Linked DNA regions of Homo sapiens: region 1 is linked to region 2. A link is an interaction called in ENCODE POLR2A ChIA-PET data of the cell type or tissue named here. Cell type or tissue: GM12878. All regions are shown on one strand. Each heading gives the region's core, and the rest is flanking DNA. Links, peaks and the distances in the headings are about the cores only.

Region 1 (6,277 bases), core at 259-2,758, 1.0 Mb before region 2:
CGGCTGCGTCTCGAGCCCTTGCGTCAAAGAAAGCACGGGCTTCCGGACGCCGGGTTTTCTCGCCCGCCGTCTCCCGGCGCCCCGCTCCGTAGAACGTGTAACTCCGAGATCCGGGTTCTGCAGCCACCCCTAGACTGGAGGCTTCCGCCTTTCCAGGCCGGCCCCTCCCCGCCCCGCCCCCGGGTCCGCCCCCGCCCAGCCCGCGGGGTGGGGTCCCGGCGAGCTCCAGCTGGTGGCGCAGAGTCCGGCTGTGTTCCGAAGTGACTTTCCTAGTCACGCCGCTTCCCCGGCCCCGGGAAGGGTGGGGCGCCGAGCAGGGCACCCCGGGCCGTCCGCGGCGTTTCCTGCGGTGGGCGGAGGATACTGAACCTATGTGGTGCGGACTACTCGGTGGCTTCGTGGTAAAAATCCGGCCGCTCCGCAAAGTGTAAAGAAGAACTTTAAAACCTCTCGGGCAGACAGGCACCGTGGCCCTCATTTTATACACGAAGAAACAAGCTGGGGAGGCCAAGGGCCTGGCCCCGGGGGAGGCGGGCAGCGGGTTTCATGGGTGCCAGGGCAGTCCCGCCCGACTTAGCGTTAGGCTCCTTGCGGCAGGTGCGATCCGTAGCCCTTTCTAGGTTCTGAACACGTGGCGTTAGCCAGCCACCTAGATGCTGCGTGGGTGGGCCCGCAGGGGCGCCCATGAACCCACGTTCAAATCCTGTCACTGTGACTCACCATCTGCGTTACCTCCAGCACATCGTAGGACTTTCAAGCCAGGAAGTTCAAGTGAGATAAACGTAGCCTGGGATTGCTGGGCAAGCTAAACTCCCCATTACCAGGCGATAAGAAGGGAAGGGATCTAGCATTTGTTAGATACCTAAGGTCTCCCAGCCAGGCACTTCCCATACCGCATTTAAGCCTCGCAACACCCTACCAGCTGTTACCATCCCCTTTTTACCGCAGGGGGAAACCGAGTCTGTAACTTGTTGATCTGTATGGAGATTGGATCCCTGACCCTCTGACCTCTTTTTAGTGAGGGATTAGAGAAGAGGGCAAGCCTCAAGGGGCCGCTTGGGCCGGCATACCCTGGATCGAGCCTGCGATCTCACTGGGGCACTTGAGGACGTCCGGGGCTATTACAAATATTGCTTCCAAGTTGGGGCTCCTTGTAAAACCCGGCGAAGGAGCCTCGGGGCCAGAAGGCGAGCAGGAGGAGGGGGAAGACTGATGTGGCAATCCTGCGGCCAGAGCGAGAGGAGGAAGGAAGGTCAGGAAATGATTAACCGGGCCGGGCAGTGGTTAGAGCCGGGCACCTCCCCGCAATGCAGTCCTAGAGCAGCCAGGGACGCCCCGTCAATCACTTCTTACTCCTCCCTACCTCCCACGCCACAAGTCGGCCTCTTCCGCATAGACCTCTGCCTAATGGTATCCACCCACCGGGGGCACCTCTGCTCATCCTTTCCCCAGAAGTATTTCTGGGTCCTCAAAGATCTGTCCTTTTCCAAGTGGTATTTGCTGTTAGAGCAAGCCTCGGCCTGGGATTTTTATGGCAGTGATGCGTTGTGGAAAGTGCGTCTGCCTAGGAAGGCAGGCCGGCATGCTTTCAAATCTTAGCTCTGCTGCCTACTTGACGGCCAGGCTTAGCAAGCGTCTCTAGCCGTTCCAAGCCTTTTCTAGATCTGTAAAACTGGAAGAAGAATACTTGTCTCGCAAGGAACATGTGAGAATTCATGAAAATTGCCACCACATACTAGGTGGCCAATAAATTATAACTTTGTATTTGTTTTTACTGACACTAGATGAGAGCTGCTTCCCTGGGAAGCGGGAGGAGGAGAAACAATAATATCTGCCCTTGGCTCAAGTTCTTCCACCCATCTCTCCATGTCAACCTATTTGTCTTTAAGGCCTTGCTCCACCAACCTTCTGTTTCCTCCGGACACCCACCCCCACTTAGCATCCATAACCCCTTGTTCGGCCCTGGAGCATGACCTCACTCAGGCCATGCTTCATACTGGTATGTAATATTTCTTCACCCTCTCAGAGACTCCGTTTCCTAATCCCCTAGACTTCAGTTTAAACATCACTTCCTGAGGGAGTCTTTCCCGACCCTTTCCCACCCGCAGGGTACCTCCCAGTGTGTGATGTCCTTGTCTGCCCCAACACCGGCTTTTAAAAACACTTAAAACAAAAAACAAAACAAAAAAAAAAACAGTGTCTCCTATATTGCCCAGGCTGGTCTCGAAATCCTGGGCTCAAGAGATCCTCCCGCCTAGGCCTCCCAAAGTGCTAGGATTACGGGCATGAGTCACCGCGCCCGGCCTAAAAACACTCTTCATGCGTGTAATTATTTGTTTAATGTCTCTCTTCCTCTTGTTTGTCCATAAGGTAGCAAACAAGTCTGTCTGGTTTTCTGCTTTATTTCTAACATGCAATGTAGAACATGGAGGATGTCTGATAAGTAAGTGAATACATGACATGAACGGGTGAGTGTGCGGTATGTTAGCCATGTCTACCATGGGCAAGAGCCTAGCAGGTGGCCCAATATTTGCCAATATTTGACCCCTAGAGATGATCTCTAAATTTCCTTTCAGTTCTAGCTTTATGATTTTAACGGAATCAGGAATGTGAAAGTGCTTTGTAAGGTGTAAGCTATTTTAAGGGAAAAAAAAGTTTCCATTAGTGACTTCTCTCCCCAGCTAGAATAAAAACCCTTGGGAGCAGGGGCCCTAATTTAGTCCCGATTGTGATAGTCCCCAGAGGGCAAGCTCTATCAGGCAGTCCAGAGAAGTTGGGCAAAATCAGAGAGGCCCTCCTGGGGCGTTTGCTAGATTTCCCTAAAATAGTGAACTTTCCTGTGTCTTTGAAAGTTTCCATAATAAGAAAAGAGTGGAGAAAAAGAAACCCGCAGTGAGTAAATGAGTCAAATGGGGGAAGACCATGAGGCACACTGGGAAATCTGCCTTTTCAGTCCCTCGTTTCTTCAGCTGCATTTAATACAACATTCGCGTTTTTATTCTTGGCCCGCATCCCTCTGGCACTGAGGAGCTCTGACTTACATCCCAGGGAGCCCTGATGGTGACGAGCCAGCCTCCAGCCTCCAGCTCCCGTGCTCTTGAGTGCGCTGCTCCCGGGATTCCCCACCCAGCCCTCTGGACATCCGGGGGCGGGGAGGGAGGGTGGTTTCCGCGGCAAAACCTGCCCGAAGCGGCGGGCCTGTTCTAAAAGTTTGCATTTTTCAAAGGGGAGGAATGCAAAATTGCAACCGTACTATCAAATGTTTCTCTCCTAAAGGATAATTGTGTATATACATGGAAGTGGGGTCGGTAGTGAGGGGAGGGCAAGGTCATATATTGCAGGGGAACCACTTCAGGAAAGGTCTCAAGGTTGCCGCGATTTTCCTAAAACCTTAAACTTAGGACTTTTGGCAGAATTGATGGTCCTTAACCAACAATTACAAGGCAGACCAGGCCCTGGGGAAAACTAGCTCTGACTATCCTCACCCAGGGAAGGCTCATTGGAAACACTCCGAGAGATGGCTTAATTATTAATATTTACCATAGAGATTGTTCTAGGAGCAACGCCTCCTTGGGAAACCAAAGTTATATCAAGAGGAGGCTTGGTAAGTGTTGGGGGCAGGGAATGGGCCGCTGCCGCTCAGAGACTCTTCTGTTGCCTGGTTTAATTTTCCTAGTGGCACCTATCTAATATTTCCTTGCATGTTTACTTGCTTATCTATTGTCAGTCTCCATGAGAACAAAGATCTTGCCAGTGCTGTTGGTTGCCTGATTTCCAGCCCCTGGAATACAGCCTGGTAGGTGGCAGGCCCTCAGTAACTATTTGTTGAATGACTAAATAAATGGAGAGGGGTGGGTGTGGGCTCCAACCACCCAGCTCTCACTTCCCCACTCAGGAATACTGGTGGTGTCATTCTCCCCACTACTTCCCATTTACCCCTTTCACATCATCTCCCTGCTGGAATTCTTCAGTGGTTCCCCACCTTTTGGAAAAAATCCAAAACCCACTGCTCTCACAGGTACCTGGCCCCTCCCTTTTATTATAACTTTTTTTTTTTTAACTGTTACAGAAGTATTTCAAATAGTCCCCTCATAGAAATTGTGCTTCCTCATACCTCCGTGTCCTCCCCTGTCTGGTCCCCTTCTACTTGGTCTGCTCCTACTCCTTCCCCATGAAGCACATAGCCTCTTCCGGGAAGCCCTCCGTCACTCACCCAAGCACACTTCTCACATGGTGCTGTTATTTTCTGTTCACATTTCAGTCTGTCTTGGGAATAGGTGTTTTGTTTTTTTTTTTTCATCTGAGGATTTTCAGCACCTAGTTCAGCAATAGCAGATCTTAAAAAATTTGTCCACTGAATGTTGTTGGAAGTGCTCCTTTTTAAAGTGATTACAGCAATAATTATATGATATGGTCCCCTAAGTATTCAGAGAAAGGACCTCAACTATTTGAGAACGGAAACTTACATGTTATTGGGTCCCAACTAGGTGTCTGATACTGTGGCAACTTGTTGGGACCCAATAAATACTATGGTTTTTATTTCTTCTTTAATCCTTCCCCCCTACCAATGCAAAAACAAAAAAACAAAAACAAAAACAAAACCTTGGAGGTGGATATTATCATCTCCATTTTACTGGTGAGAGAACTAAAGTTCAAAGAATGTTAAATAATTGCACAAATTTACACAATCAGTAACTGGTCTTTTATCAAAAGAGGTAAGGTTTCACCCCTCATGCACATGGTCATGTCAATGATTTTGCAGTATTACACAGGAGAAGCCAAAGTTCCGAATAATGGAGTCATTTAGTGACCACAGGACACAGACAAGCCTCTGAGTAACTGAAGAAAGATTTATGTTCGGTGCCATTGTTGTAATTACCGCATCATCAACATATTGACTTATACTGCTTTTAACGCTTTCCTCTTTATCATTGAAATCTCCTTTTATGAAGGAGATGAGGGGGTTTTCTTGTTTAAAGACCCACTTTGCAGATAAAGCACTGACAGATTAAGCAAAACAGTGTGGCTCTAGCACCAAACAACTTTTATTTATTTATTTATTTATTTATTTTGAGACACGGTCTCTTTCGTCCTGGCTGGAGCAGGATCGCAGCTCACTGCAGCCTTGAACTCCTGGGCTCAAGCTATCCTCCTGCCTCAGCCTCCCAAGAAGCTGGAACCACAGACATGTGCCACCACACCTGGCTAATTAAAAAAAAAAATTTGTAGAGAGAGGGTCTCACTATGTTGCCCAGGTCTCCAGTGGCTCCAGCCTCAGCCTCCTGAGTTGCTGGGATTACAAGCGTGAGCCACCTTGCCCGGCCCCAAACAACTCTTTGATAGTAGATAAGTCACTTCTCTCTGGGCCCCAATCTTTCTTTCCATCTGTAAAATCGGGGGTTGAACTAAATGACCATTGAGGGCCTTTCCAGAGAGAGAATCCAGCAATCCGGTGATAGTTCACAGTCATCCAGTGACACCAGCAGAGGCAACACTGCTTTGTGTGCTGTGGAAGAGACTGCTGTTTACACCAAATGTGCTTTCTTTTCCTCTTGGTTTCACAACTCGAAATTTCTCGGCTTCCCTTGTAGCTAGGTGTGGCCATTTTAGCCAACGCTGTCTGAGCAGAAATCACAAGAAAGCCTTGGCTGGGGCTGGGCGCAGTGGCTCACGCCTGTAATCTCAGCACTTTGGGAGGCCGAGACGGGCAGATCACAAAGTCAGGAGATGGAGACCATCCTGGCCAACATGGTGAAACCCCATCTCTAATAAAAATACAAAAATTAGCTGAGTGTGGTGGCGTGCGCCTGTAATCCTAGCTACTCGGGAGGCTAAGGCAGCAGAACAACATGAACCCAAGAGGTGGAGGTTGCAGTGAGCCGAGATTGCGCCACTGCACTCCAGCCTGGGTGACAGAGTGAGACTCCATCTAAAAAAAAAAAAAAAAAAAAAGGAAAGCCTTGGCTAGGGCTGTGAACAGCTGCCCATGACAAAAATACTTCAGTGTCCAGTTTTGTTTATCAATAACACATGAAGGAAATAGGAGAAATACATTAGGCCAGGCCTAGAATGAAACAGGTCTTCTAGGCTTGTAGTCTGCCCTTCTTGTGTTCTGTCTTCGAACATTCATTTATTCGGCACATCTTGTCTGTGCCCTACCACGTGCCAGGCACTGAAGATTCAGCAGCTCAGGGCTACACGGGTCTTCCATTCTGTTGACATCTCTTTGCCACTACCAAGATGGAAAATGTTGTGGTATCACTTATTTCCCCTTGCT
Region 2 (11,642 bases), core at 5,062-7,561:
TACATATATTTTAATGGCTATAAAGGGAACTTGTTGACGCTGTTGTAGCAGAGTCTGCAATCTGGCCACACAAACATAGGCACTATGACTCAGAGTGGCCAGGCCATAAGGCACAAATCACCTGGCCTTGGAAGAGGGGGTGGCTAATAAAGCAGTATTTGAAAACGCAGCAAACGGAACTGTGAAGTCAACTCTTGCAGGCTTCACAAAGCTGTTTTCCTCCAACCCACCTCTGGGCTCTTTAACAGCCAAAAGGAAAGGACTCACCTCAAAGTTGTTACCAAACAGTACAAGAGCAAGGAAGGGAGACACAGGTGATAGGAAAACAGAGAAGCCCAAGACCATCTATCACCGGGCCTTTCTATCTCACACTCACTTGCATTCTTACAAGTGGCAGTTCTCATAACCTGCCTGTGTGTTTTCAAATTCCATCTCCAAATCCAGATGCAGAACCAGATGACGCCCCGTCTCCTCTCCCCTAGCCAGGCCAGAAGCCAAGCACAGATGATACATCATGAGTCTTTATGGATCAATACAGTCATGATTACCAGCTTTGGAATCAAGAGTACAGATGATTTCTGTCTGAAACTCACCACTTAGACCCCTCGTATCACCAGGCCCAGTGCCTCGGCAATAAACCCCCATGCCTGCAGCCTAGAGCAATCTGTCCCAGGTCAGGCACCAGGCAGCTGCACAGGCTTGACACCCTGGCTGACTCCCCTCCCAGTGCTTGTCCTATATGTCACAAAGACATTCTTCCTCCTTAGAAATTTTAAAACTCCAAAACTAAACTAATATTCTCACAAGAAGAAGTCAGCAGTTCAAACCTTTGTTTTCTAGCAACTCCATGTTTTGAAAGCATTTGAGAAAAGCTGTCAAATATAGTAAATTCAAGCTACTGTGCCTTTCCCTAGAAAAACAATACATATTTTGTTTTAAAATGAAAACACAAAAGGAGCAGCAGCATGTCAAGGAGAATAAGCCCCACAACTCCGTAAAGCTTCCTTCAGCTGAAGAAACTTGTGGCAATGCCTTCCAATCATCCATGCATTACACAGGCATATTCTTAAAGGTAGAGCCACCTGTGACTAGTTCTCCTATAAGGCCCATCATAGGCTTAGGACAAAGAGAGCGAGGAAGGTCACAAAGCCATATCACATGCAGTGGTATCCAACCCACTGATACCAAGGTGCCCAAACTATATCTTAATTGGCTTTCAGCTAGTATCTTGGTATTTGACCCTCCATGGAAATGATGCCCATTCACTAAGTTCCCTACCTTGGAAATAATCATCTCAAAAATCAGGCATAAGGCTTACATGATTATTCAAAATAGATACTTAAAATTAAATAAAAAACATGAAAAGCCCAGTGAGCCTTCATTAGTCAGAGCATGCAATCATCTGCCACCTTCAAATCCTGTTGATATAACTATGTCCAATTAAACAAAAAACAACATCCAAAGGTTCTGTCACATCAGTGTGGATGGGTCCCTCTAATTGTGACTATTCCTTTCCAAAAAATATTTGTCAGCCACTTCTGAAATCCAGATATTCTGCACCACAGCAAGTGGTCTTACTATTCAAAGTGTGACAGAATCATGAAAAGCCCTAACCAGGAATTAACGTTTTCCCGGGGCAGTGTGAGTGCAAGCTTCATTTTCTGAGAGCCAACCAAACAACTAAGTGTATCCAGCAACCTTGTGGGAGGGTCGCTCTTTTGGTACAAGTCTATCAAGGATGAAATTGATGGGGGTTCTCAATGGCCAGTCATGAGTGTCCACCCCAGCCCTGCCCTTGGCCTCAGCTGGAGGCTTGAGAAATTCAGGCAAAGAGAGACACATGTGGCCTGCTCAGGAGAAATAGGAACAAAAGGGACTTGCATAGCCCTGATGCCAAAAGATGACCCAATCCACTTCTTTTGGCCAAGTAGAAGCAAGAAGTAGAGATAAAAGTTCCTCCTTTTTTTAAACAATGAACAGAGGGAGGCTTACCTGTCCCAAGCTCCTTCAGCCTTCTGAGAAAGGTCATTTATCTTTTGCTCAATGAGATGGTCTATAACATGCCCCATGGCGCATTGCACATTTAAGCAGAATATTTCTAAGCTCTGAAACTTGCACAAGATGCGTTTTTCAGTGGCACTATTTGTGAGGACCAGAAGTGCCCTGGCGGGACTTCAAGCCCCCTTAGGTTACCAAATTTTAAGCAAACAAAACTGTGTTGCTGCAGGGACTGTGGTGGGGCCTGCACACTCAGAAAAGATGGCCAAGAGCAGCCTGGGAGAATTGTCTTGAAACAATACTATCTTTCTTCTGCGTCTTTAACTGCTCAAGAAGAGTATGCATATTAAATAGCAGGAAAAAGTTGCCCAATTGAGGCAAAAATTCCTTTCCCAACAGCGCTCCCTCAAGAAGGAATTTCACATTGTGCCCAACTCCAAGTGGGCATTGATGTCACTTGAGATTGCCATAGCAGATATTCGGGTCTTTTCTCAGCCATTTCTCAGATAATTCTGCTTAATGAAATCTTTCTTCCCTTGCCTCCATTTACATTTGCCTACTATAAGCCTGGCTTTGTCTAGACACCAAGGGTCCAAAGGCCAGTTAGACTCTGCCTGACCCATCTGGAACTTAGTTTAAACATTCTAATCCACTGCAAAGGTGTCTTCTTGTTTTGCAGTATGGAGGCCAGTCACAATGCCTATGTACTGAGCACACTGGAGACAATGAATATTTGTTCCCTAGCAATCAAAGTTCTGTAGAGCAATTTGGGCCAGAAAGCCCTGCTGCATTCATTTTATTTATTTATTTATTTTTTGAGATGGAGTCTCATTCTTGTCACCCAGGCTGGAGAGCAATGGTGCAATCCCAGCTCACTGCAACCTCCATCTCCTGGGTTCAAGCAATTCTCCTGCCTCAGCCTCCTGAGTAGCTGGGACTACAGGCATGCGCCACCACACCTGTCTAATTTTTGTATTTTTTAGTAAAGACCGGGTTTCACTGTGTTGGCGAGGCTGGTCGTGAACTCCTGACCTCAGGTGATCTGCCCGCCTTGGCCTCCCACAGTGCTGAGATTACAGGTTTGAGCCACTGCGCCTGGCCTACATTCATTTTAAACAAGAGAAAACCACCAACGCCCACCATCTGTTTTGGACCTTCACTCCTCCTCCCTCACCTGAATTGTAATTTTGACTGTTTTTTTTGTTTGTTTGTTTGTTTCTTTGCTTGTTTTTAAAGAAACTTTGAAACTTTGCAGCCAGGAGCGGTGGCTTATGCCTGTAATCCCACCACTTTGGGAAGTCCAGGCGGGCAGATCACCTGAGGTCGGGAGTTCGAGACTAGCCTGACCTACATGGAGAAACTCCGTCTCTACTAAAAATACAAAATTAACCGGGCATGGTGGAACATGCCTGTAATCTCAGCTACTCTCGGGAGGCTGAGGCAGGAGAATTGCTTGAACCCAGGAGGTGGAGGTTGCGGTGAGCCAAGATCATGCCATCGCACTCCAGCCTGGGCAACAAGAGCAAAACTCCGTCTCAAAAACAAAGAAGAGAAACCTTGCTAATTTAAGGACTGGTAAAGTGGGGCAAACTACATTCATCAGTTGGCATGTTGGCCCTGTCTCCTTTCCCCTCAGTTTTAAAATACGTTTGCTTAAAAGAGGCTTGGTTTCAAGCCATATCCAGGCCATTTCTCTATTTATTTTATTTTTTTGGAGACACTGTGTAACCCAGGCTGAAGTGCAGTAGTGCAATCTCAGCTCACCTCAACCTCTGCCTCCTGGGCTCTAGCGATCCTCCCACCTCAGTCTCCCGAGTAGCTGGGACTACAGGTGAGCACCACCACGCCTGGCTAATTTTCGTATTTTTTGGTAGACACGGGGTTTTGCCATGTTGCCCAGGCTGATCTTGGACTCCTGAGCTCAAGTGATGTTCCCACCTCAGCCTCCCAAAGTGCTGGGATTATAGGCGTGAGCCCCTCTAGTCAATGTTTTGTAATAAATAAAAATAATGTCCCAGGTAGCAGAAAGAACAGATTGAAAATATAAACATGGCCTAGAAAAAAAAAATTCTGTCATCAAGTTTACTCCTAGAGACTTCCATAAAGTCCACACAGTAAGTCTTTGATTCTGTCATTAAGAAGTACAGTGGCAAAGACCATATCTTCTTGGTCTTTCACTAGTCATTAAGTCAGCAATGACTTTAAACTCTCCACATTCCACTAACTGACCTCTACTCTGTTTAACAAGAACAATAACCCCTGTACAGCTCTCTTTAGAGTGGGTAAATTCCTTTAATAGTTTCGCCAAATTCCTTTTAATAATTTTTCATGTCATTCACAGACTCTCCTGTTCCTAAAATGTAATGAATTGGTGACTGATTAGTATTTATATATGAAAAGAACTATAAGGAAAAAAAAAACCCTCCTAAGAAGCAAATTTTGTGGGAAAGATATCCCACCAGATACTGGGGGTCAGTAGATACGTGGATGTACCTCACTTTCCTGTGACAGACACTGGGATATCATCAGACTTACGGTGACCCCAGCTCTCTAGAACACAGCCACCGATACAGAAGCATGTTATTTTAAAATATCCCTTGGCAAATGAAGAGACTGTCCAGCAGCCCCTCACTTTCTAGGAAATCCAGATACTTTTGCCTACACTCAGAACTCTGATTACTGTATATGCATAATTCCAACAAACTCCTCAGGAGGCCTTCCAGGCAGATTCCAAGTAGCCAGTAAAACAACAACAGGCAAGTCAACCCTTGGGGAACTGACCAGTGACTACTCAAGGATCGAATACTAAAACTATACAAATGTTTAGGGTCAGCCTTGGCAGGATCTAACCATTCAGAATCATGAAGAGATACTTAGCAAATTCAGGTTAAGTAAGAAGAACCAGGTTATTTACTTCAGAATTTAAAAATCTAATTCTTATTTATATTTTTAACAGGTATAAAATTCCAGACTTTTTTTTCTTTTTTTTTTTTTTTTTTTTTGAGGCAGGGTCTCACGCTGTCACCCAGGCTGGAGTGCAGTGGCATGATCACGGCTAATTTTTGTACTTTTCGTACCAAAAGTTTCAACATGTTACCCAGGCTGCTCTCGAACTCCTGAGCTCAAGCGATCTGCCCACCCTGGCCTCCCAAAGTGCTGAGATTACAGGTGTGAGCCACCACACCTGGCCAAATTCCATACTTTAAATTTCTCAAGACAGGAAGCATGGGCCTTTCCTTGGCTTTAAAACAGCAAACCAAAAACTGTCCACGCTTGGTCAGCAGCACGGGGAAGCCAGAATGCTATATAACATAAAAGCAGCCAAAACCCCACCATGGAAAAAAGGAACCAGACAAGCACTGGAAATCATTCTTCTTAAAAAAATTTAGAGCTATAAATGTATCTTCTCAAATATGAATTGCTTAAAGTTCTACTAAAACCAAATGTAGAATCTCTCAGCATAAAACCATCCTCAGGGAGAAAAAATCATATTGCAACTAGGCCTTTGCTATCACTGAGCCATTTGTGGCTAACTCACTGCTGGGTGGCCACAACTTTAGGAAAGAGCCCTGAGAAACGATTTTCAGAATTACCAACAAAAATGCCTGCTGGATTAGGAAATAGGATTCTTCCCACACAGAGGAAGCAGGCATCCTGCAGCCATTGGAGGGCAAGGAGCAACTGCTGGAGTTCCAGAAGGAGCAGAGGAAAGTACCACTGGGGAAACAAATCACCCAGAGAGGATCTAACTAAGGGTCCATCCACTTAGCCTAACCGCATTTCACCTTCATAGATTTAAACTTCTGGATTCAAGTACTCCAATTTCCAATAGAAAATGAAGAGACTCTCACATGCTGCCCCAGATATTTTGGGGAGGAAGGAATGGAGAAAACACAAGTCCATATGTAGGATATACTGGGAGTTCTCAATCATCAGCCCCACTCATTCATCCACTCCCTCAGCGAACATTTATTGAATCTCTGCTATGTATTAAGTATGCCCTCTTAGACACAGGGGATGCAGCTATGAATAAAAAGGGCCTCATTCCCACGGGTGTCAGAAATGTCAACAAAAAATTCCAACACACAGGGCAAGTGCAATCACAGTCACACATGTAAGGGACAGGTATAATCCAGAGGAGGAAGAAATTACCTCCATCTGAGGGGAGGGAGGCACGACTGGAGACTACTTACCATCACCAGGAGCAGAGGCCTGTGCTCTGCCTGTGTACATGCAATAAAGGCAGAACACAAATACTCCTATCTGCCTACAGAACACAGCTCATTTTACAAATTAAGTATATTTAAATGAATGCCATTGATGTGTGTATAATGGACAATAGAAGGCAAAGCAACTTAGAAGTTGGTCGCGATCCATAACAGAGACGATTCACATTATAATTTTTAAAAATTGGATCTATGCAGATGTTGGCCCAGTTCTTAGGAGCATAGGTATTGGTAAACCACAGCCATCAATGCATAAGGTCAATGTTCCATTTCCGGGAACAATCAGGCACTGATCATACCACATGCCATATTGGAGCAGGGCTTCTCCATCCTTTAAACAGTGGGTTCTGATGCAAGAAGCCTGGTAGAATCTGGGCATCTGCATTCCTGATAAGCTCCAAGACGGGAAGCTGCTGGGCCACAGCCCACTCTCTGCAAAGTGTGGGTGAGGAAGGTAGACAGTCTTGAGTCCTGACACCCATCCTAGTCACGGGTGGAGCTCTTTTACAATACACATTCCAATCCTTATCTGAAAGGGAAACTCTAGGAGATGTGGTTCCGTGTAATTTCTTTTTAAGCTGTACGGGTGATGCTGAGGCACAGCCAGGCTTGTGAACTACATTCAAGTAGGCCTTTTGAGAAGTAAATCTTCTCTGGGCATGCCTCACCCCAGGAAATAAGCTGCTTCTCTTCGTAGACACGTAAGAACCAGCAGCTTCCAGAGATCCATGGGAACAGTGAGTCAGAAAGAGGAGGCCTAGCAAAGCTGGCCAGACTGGTCACTTCAACCAAGTGAAGCCTGGAATCACAGCCTCTGCAGGCTGACATCTGGCGTAGAATCCACCCTGACCCTTTCCATCCACTACAATTGCCTTCCAAAGCTAGTGCTTAGATCATGATCATCATCTGTTTAGCTTCATAAAAAGCACACAAAGAAGATAAACAGAAGGTTTTTTTGTTTTTGGTTTTTGTTTTTTTTTTTTTGGCCTAGAACTTACAGATAAGAGGTCATCCATGATTAAAGACTGGAAAGAAGCCAAAAGGCAACATGCAATTAGCCAACCTCCCGCCTCCAGGCTCCCATCTTTAAAGAGCTCTGTGGCCACACCCCACCTTGCTGCAAAGTACAATTTCGTTAATAAAAGGGATCAAGTGGAATGTGGCCCTTTAGGGCTTTTACACACAAACTGCTTCTGGAAAAAGGAGGAGTAATATAAGTCTACCCTCTCCAGGTGGAATAATAGGTGATAGGCCTGGGCCCATCTGAAATACCAGCATTTCAAATTTTCCTACATCTACTTTCCATTTAACAAGGCACTTCAAAAAATTCTGTTCCATGTGTTCAGCCTCTTGCTCCCAATTTCTACCCCTGTCATTAAAAGTCATTCTTTCCCTTGCTTATGGCATGTCTAGCTGACAGAGGGCAGGACAACTTTTCAACAGGGAGGTCCCACTTTACCCCTAATCTTGGAAATGCCATTCCCATGAGAGGCTTTCCTAAGATTGGTTTCAGAAGTGTCACAGTTGGGGTCAACAGGCAGGGTCATGTTCTGCCCCCTCTCTAGTGGCATTCTCTCTGGGGAGAAAGATCCTAGGCTTTCTCAACCATCAGTGGATCACTCAAAACAAAAACAAAAAGAAGCAGCAACTTACAATTCCTACCACATGTATCGCGTTCATCTCTCTATTCTTAGGTCCTAGGAGGGTCATTATATAAAGAAATGAATGACTAGATAAATGACTGGAAATAATAGGATGAAAAACATCCTGTCCTCCAGGAGTTCCATTTTCTAGCCAGGAGACTGAGAAGGCATTGCACAGTGCAATTGCAAGTGCAGTGAAGGAACTCTAGGCTCAGGGGCCCAGGGTAGCACAGCTAGGAGGTGGTAAAAGCTGCCTTTGGGCCTGGGTCTTCCAGCTCCACATCGTGCATCATTCTCCTTTACCCAGTATTGCCTTCTCAGTAACAGAAGCAAACAGTGTTCCGGGAACAGAGAAAAAGGAGGGCTGTGTGGGGAGCGGGCAGCATCTGCATCAGGTCTGGAGGAGCCAAGCAGACTGACAGTAAGGGACAGCGTCACAGTCCAGCTATAGCAAGGGGGCTGCTTAGAATCCCCTAACCACTTTCCAGCACCGAATGAATGCATGGTGGGAGCAGGGCACACACAAAAATGTCTTCTCAAATAAATGTCTTTTTTTTCCTCTTTCTTAAAAAAAAAATCTTTAGCCTTGACTTATAGAGCTGGAAAGAGACATAAGCCTATGATATGCAAGAAATATGAACAGAGATTTTATTTTTCAACTAAAGCACGGGGGAGGGAAGAGTTAAAAGTTACGGACAATTTAATCACATCTGGGGAAACATGACTCTTGAAACAAAGAATCACCCAGAAAATCCCCTCTGGGGCCTGAACTTCTGCCATTAATGATTTTTCCTTCTTAAGGGAAAAAAGGTTAACAAAGTGTAGCCATTTTTCTAAATAGGGTCACACAGCCCTTTCCCAAGCAGATATCTGCCTGGAGGAGAATTAACACCATGTACAAATCCCTGGCCTGAATGCAAATCTCCCTAATCTACTTCTGGAGAGGCTCCTGCTTTTGTTTAAAGCCCCCGAGACCCTGCCAGCTGAGGTCCAGCCATAAGCAGAGACGGTAATTAAATTTTGTCAAGGGTCCACTGCCCTCAGCCTAGGGAAAGTCATCCTTGAGTGAAGGCTGGACGGCCCTGGAACCCCCTTGGCTATGCCCACCCAAACTGAGGCAAACCACAGGCTTGGGGTACTTGGATAATTGAAGACATGAAAAGCACTGAAGATAAAAATTCACATGAAAACTACCACAGCCAGTCTCCTGCATGGCTTCCTCCCAGTTGTCTTCTTGAAAATAAAAGAATCCTAGGATCACCCAGACAAAGGGGGGTGGTATCCATAATTTTGACAGATCTAAAAAAAACTCTTCATCAGCAGTGTCCTCCCCTGAGACAAGGAGATTGTTATTTACTTACCTAAGAGGCAACCTCGGCCAGGCATGGTGGCTCACACCTATAATCCCAGCACTTTGGGAGGCCGAGGTGGGTGGATCACCTGAGGTCAGGAGATCGAGACCAGCCTGGCAAACATGGTGAAACCGTGTCTCTACCAAAAATACAAAAACTAGCCAGGCATGGTGGTGTGTGCCTGTGGTCCCAGCTACTCGGGAGGCTAAGGCAGGAGAATCGCTTGAACCCGGGAGGCGGAAGCTACAGTGAGCCAAGATTGTGCCCCTGCACTCCAGCCTGGTCAACAGAGTGAGACTCCATCTCAAAAAAAAAAGCGGCGGGGGGGAACCTCCATGGTGTTGGGCCAGCTTCCTACGTGGGAGAGCGTGAAAGCTGAGTGGATTTGGGGGACCTTTTGTAACGAAAGCTTAGAATAGACACTCCTGACAATAACCTGCTCAAACCCATCCTATACTCAATTGTAATGATACAACAGCAAGGGGAGGACAGGGCCTTATGAGTGATTATGAGCCAGGCATGTATGTTGTTAACACCCACCGCACAACAAACCTACAGGGGTGGGTATGTCACCAGTGTTTGACACGTGAGGAAACTGAGGCCCAGAAGCTTCAACATAGCTGGCCTGTAGTCAGTGCCATTAGGTGGGAGAGGCAAGATTTGAACTCAGTTCCCGCAACAAGCACCTGGAGCATGGCTCTGCTGTTTCTGGCAATTTCAGACCATCAGAGGAAAGCTCACTCGTACTTGCCCAGTTTCCAGTGAAGCAGCTGGCAGACAGCTGTTCAGGGACCAGACTTCCCAGATCATGATTTACGCCCTTCATCTGTCCCTCCCTGAACCATGAACATCCGACCAAGCACCCCCAAAGAAGGCCAGAGGGAACACAAATGCAATTAGTGAGTTCCAGATTTTCAATCCCTCCAATATTTCCACCCCTAACAGGAAGGCCACAACAACTCTCCGAGTCCTCAAATGTCAGTGACAGCAGGAAGAGTAGCCAGAACGTCCTGGGCTACCCCACTTTTCCAAAGCAGCATTGAAAATCCTCTTTCAAGGACTATTAGAGACACAAGGATTTACCAAGATTTTTCTGCTATGGAATTCTGTGGAATCTGTTATGGTAGAATTCTTTGATTACTCAAATTCTACCATAACAAAAGGCAATTATTTGGAATAAATGAATGGGAAATAAAAACTTACTTATACATTTTAATTTATAAATTTCACAGTTTGGGACATTCTGAATCTATGGGGGGAAATGCGTTGAAAAAAAATCACAAAAGGAAACTGACATAGGGCAAAATTCATTATTTTAAAAACAGACTATCTCTAGACATTGGGATTATTGGAATAGTTTTTTTTCTTTTTTTCTTTTTTTTTTTTTTTTTGAGACAGAGTCTCGCTCTGTCGCCCAGGGGCGCCATCTCGGCTCACTGCAACTTCTGCCTCCCGGATTCAGGCAATTCTCACCTCAGCCTTGGAGTAGCTGAGATTACAGGCACTCCCAACCACGCCCAGCTAATTTTTTTGTATTTTTATTAGAGACGGGGTTTCACCGTGTTAGCCAGGATGGTCTCGATCTCCTGACCTCGTGATCCACCCGCCTTGGCGTCCCAAAGTGCTGGGATTATAGGCATCAGCCACCGCACCCGGCTAGTATCACCATATTAGCCAGGATGGTCTTGATCTCCTGACCTCATGATCCACCCGCCTCAGCCTCCCAAAGTGCTGGGATTACAGGCGTGAGCCACCGCGTCCGGCCAGTTTTTATTTTCTTTTACTGGACTAAATCTTCTAATTTATCTATAATAGCATATATTATTTATATAATAAATAAGTTATCAAAATACATCTGAATAACTTAGCTTACTCATAAATTTATTCTGTTAGACATTTAGTAATTATTAAAATACATATGTATATACCAGAAATTGAGAGAAAAAGACGCCCCCACTAATACTCCCTGCTCCCTGCCGCAATTCTCAGAGGCCAATTATTTGTCTTTTTTTCCCTTGGTGAGATAAGGCTTCCTCTAGTTTGTAAATTCCTGAACAAGACCACAGAAAACATCATCCACTGAAGGACAGAGATTCCTCTCTCCAGCAGGAAGCAAGCAGTGAGATTCTGCTCTGACTGTTATGAAACTTCAAGCACTACCACACTGTAAGAGTTGTGAAAGGAAAATGAATTTTGGAACCCCCCAATCACTAAGTCAAAGGGAAAAGTCAAGCTGGGAGCTGCTTAGGGCAAAACTGCCTCCCATTCTATTCCTAAAAAAAGATAGCTACTAAGAAAAAAAAGCTATCTACTTACCTCCCTCACAAGGAGTTTCCTTGTGGACAAAGGACAAACAACTCAAACTCATCCCTGTGCTCACTGAGATAAGAGCATATCTGATTGCCCACTTTGGAAGGGCTAAT

What was found. ChIA-PET counts read pairs that join two places held together with the same protein. Peaks named below come from ENCODE experiments on the same cell type or tissue, not always from the same donor. Only the 100,000 strongest peaks of a DNase experiment are listed, where the experiment ranks them.
Region 1: POLR2A ChIA-PET joins it to region 2 with 13 read pairs; 2 of 35 experiments call an interaction of 5 or more read pairs at or near these places.

Annotation. Positions count from the first base shown.
Region 1 is chr15:63,498,349-63,504,625 of GRCh38, reverse strand. USP3 (ubiquitin specific peptidase 3) reads right to left here and starts at 33. Exons shown (of 15, transcript NM_006537.4): 1 at 1-33. RefSeq lists a silencer at 102-441 and enhancers at 167-959, 1,432-1,481, 960-1,753. In GM12878, for the core only: no CTCF peak of the experiment used is centred there; a DNase peak (open chromatin) is centred at 1,275; H3K4me3 peaks cover 1,753 bases; H3K27ac peaks cover 2,500 bases.
Region 2 is chr15:62,491,512-62,503,153 of GRCh38, reverse strand. All of the region lies in intron 1 of TLN2 (talin 2), which reads right to left. Among named protein-coding and RNA genes, the nearest start is that of TLN2, 110 kb to the right of the region's middle. In GM12878, for the core only: no CTCF peak of the experiment used is centred there; no DNase peak of the experiment used is centred there.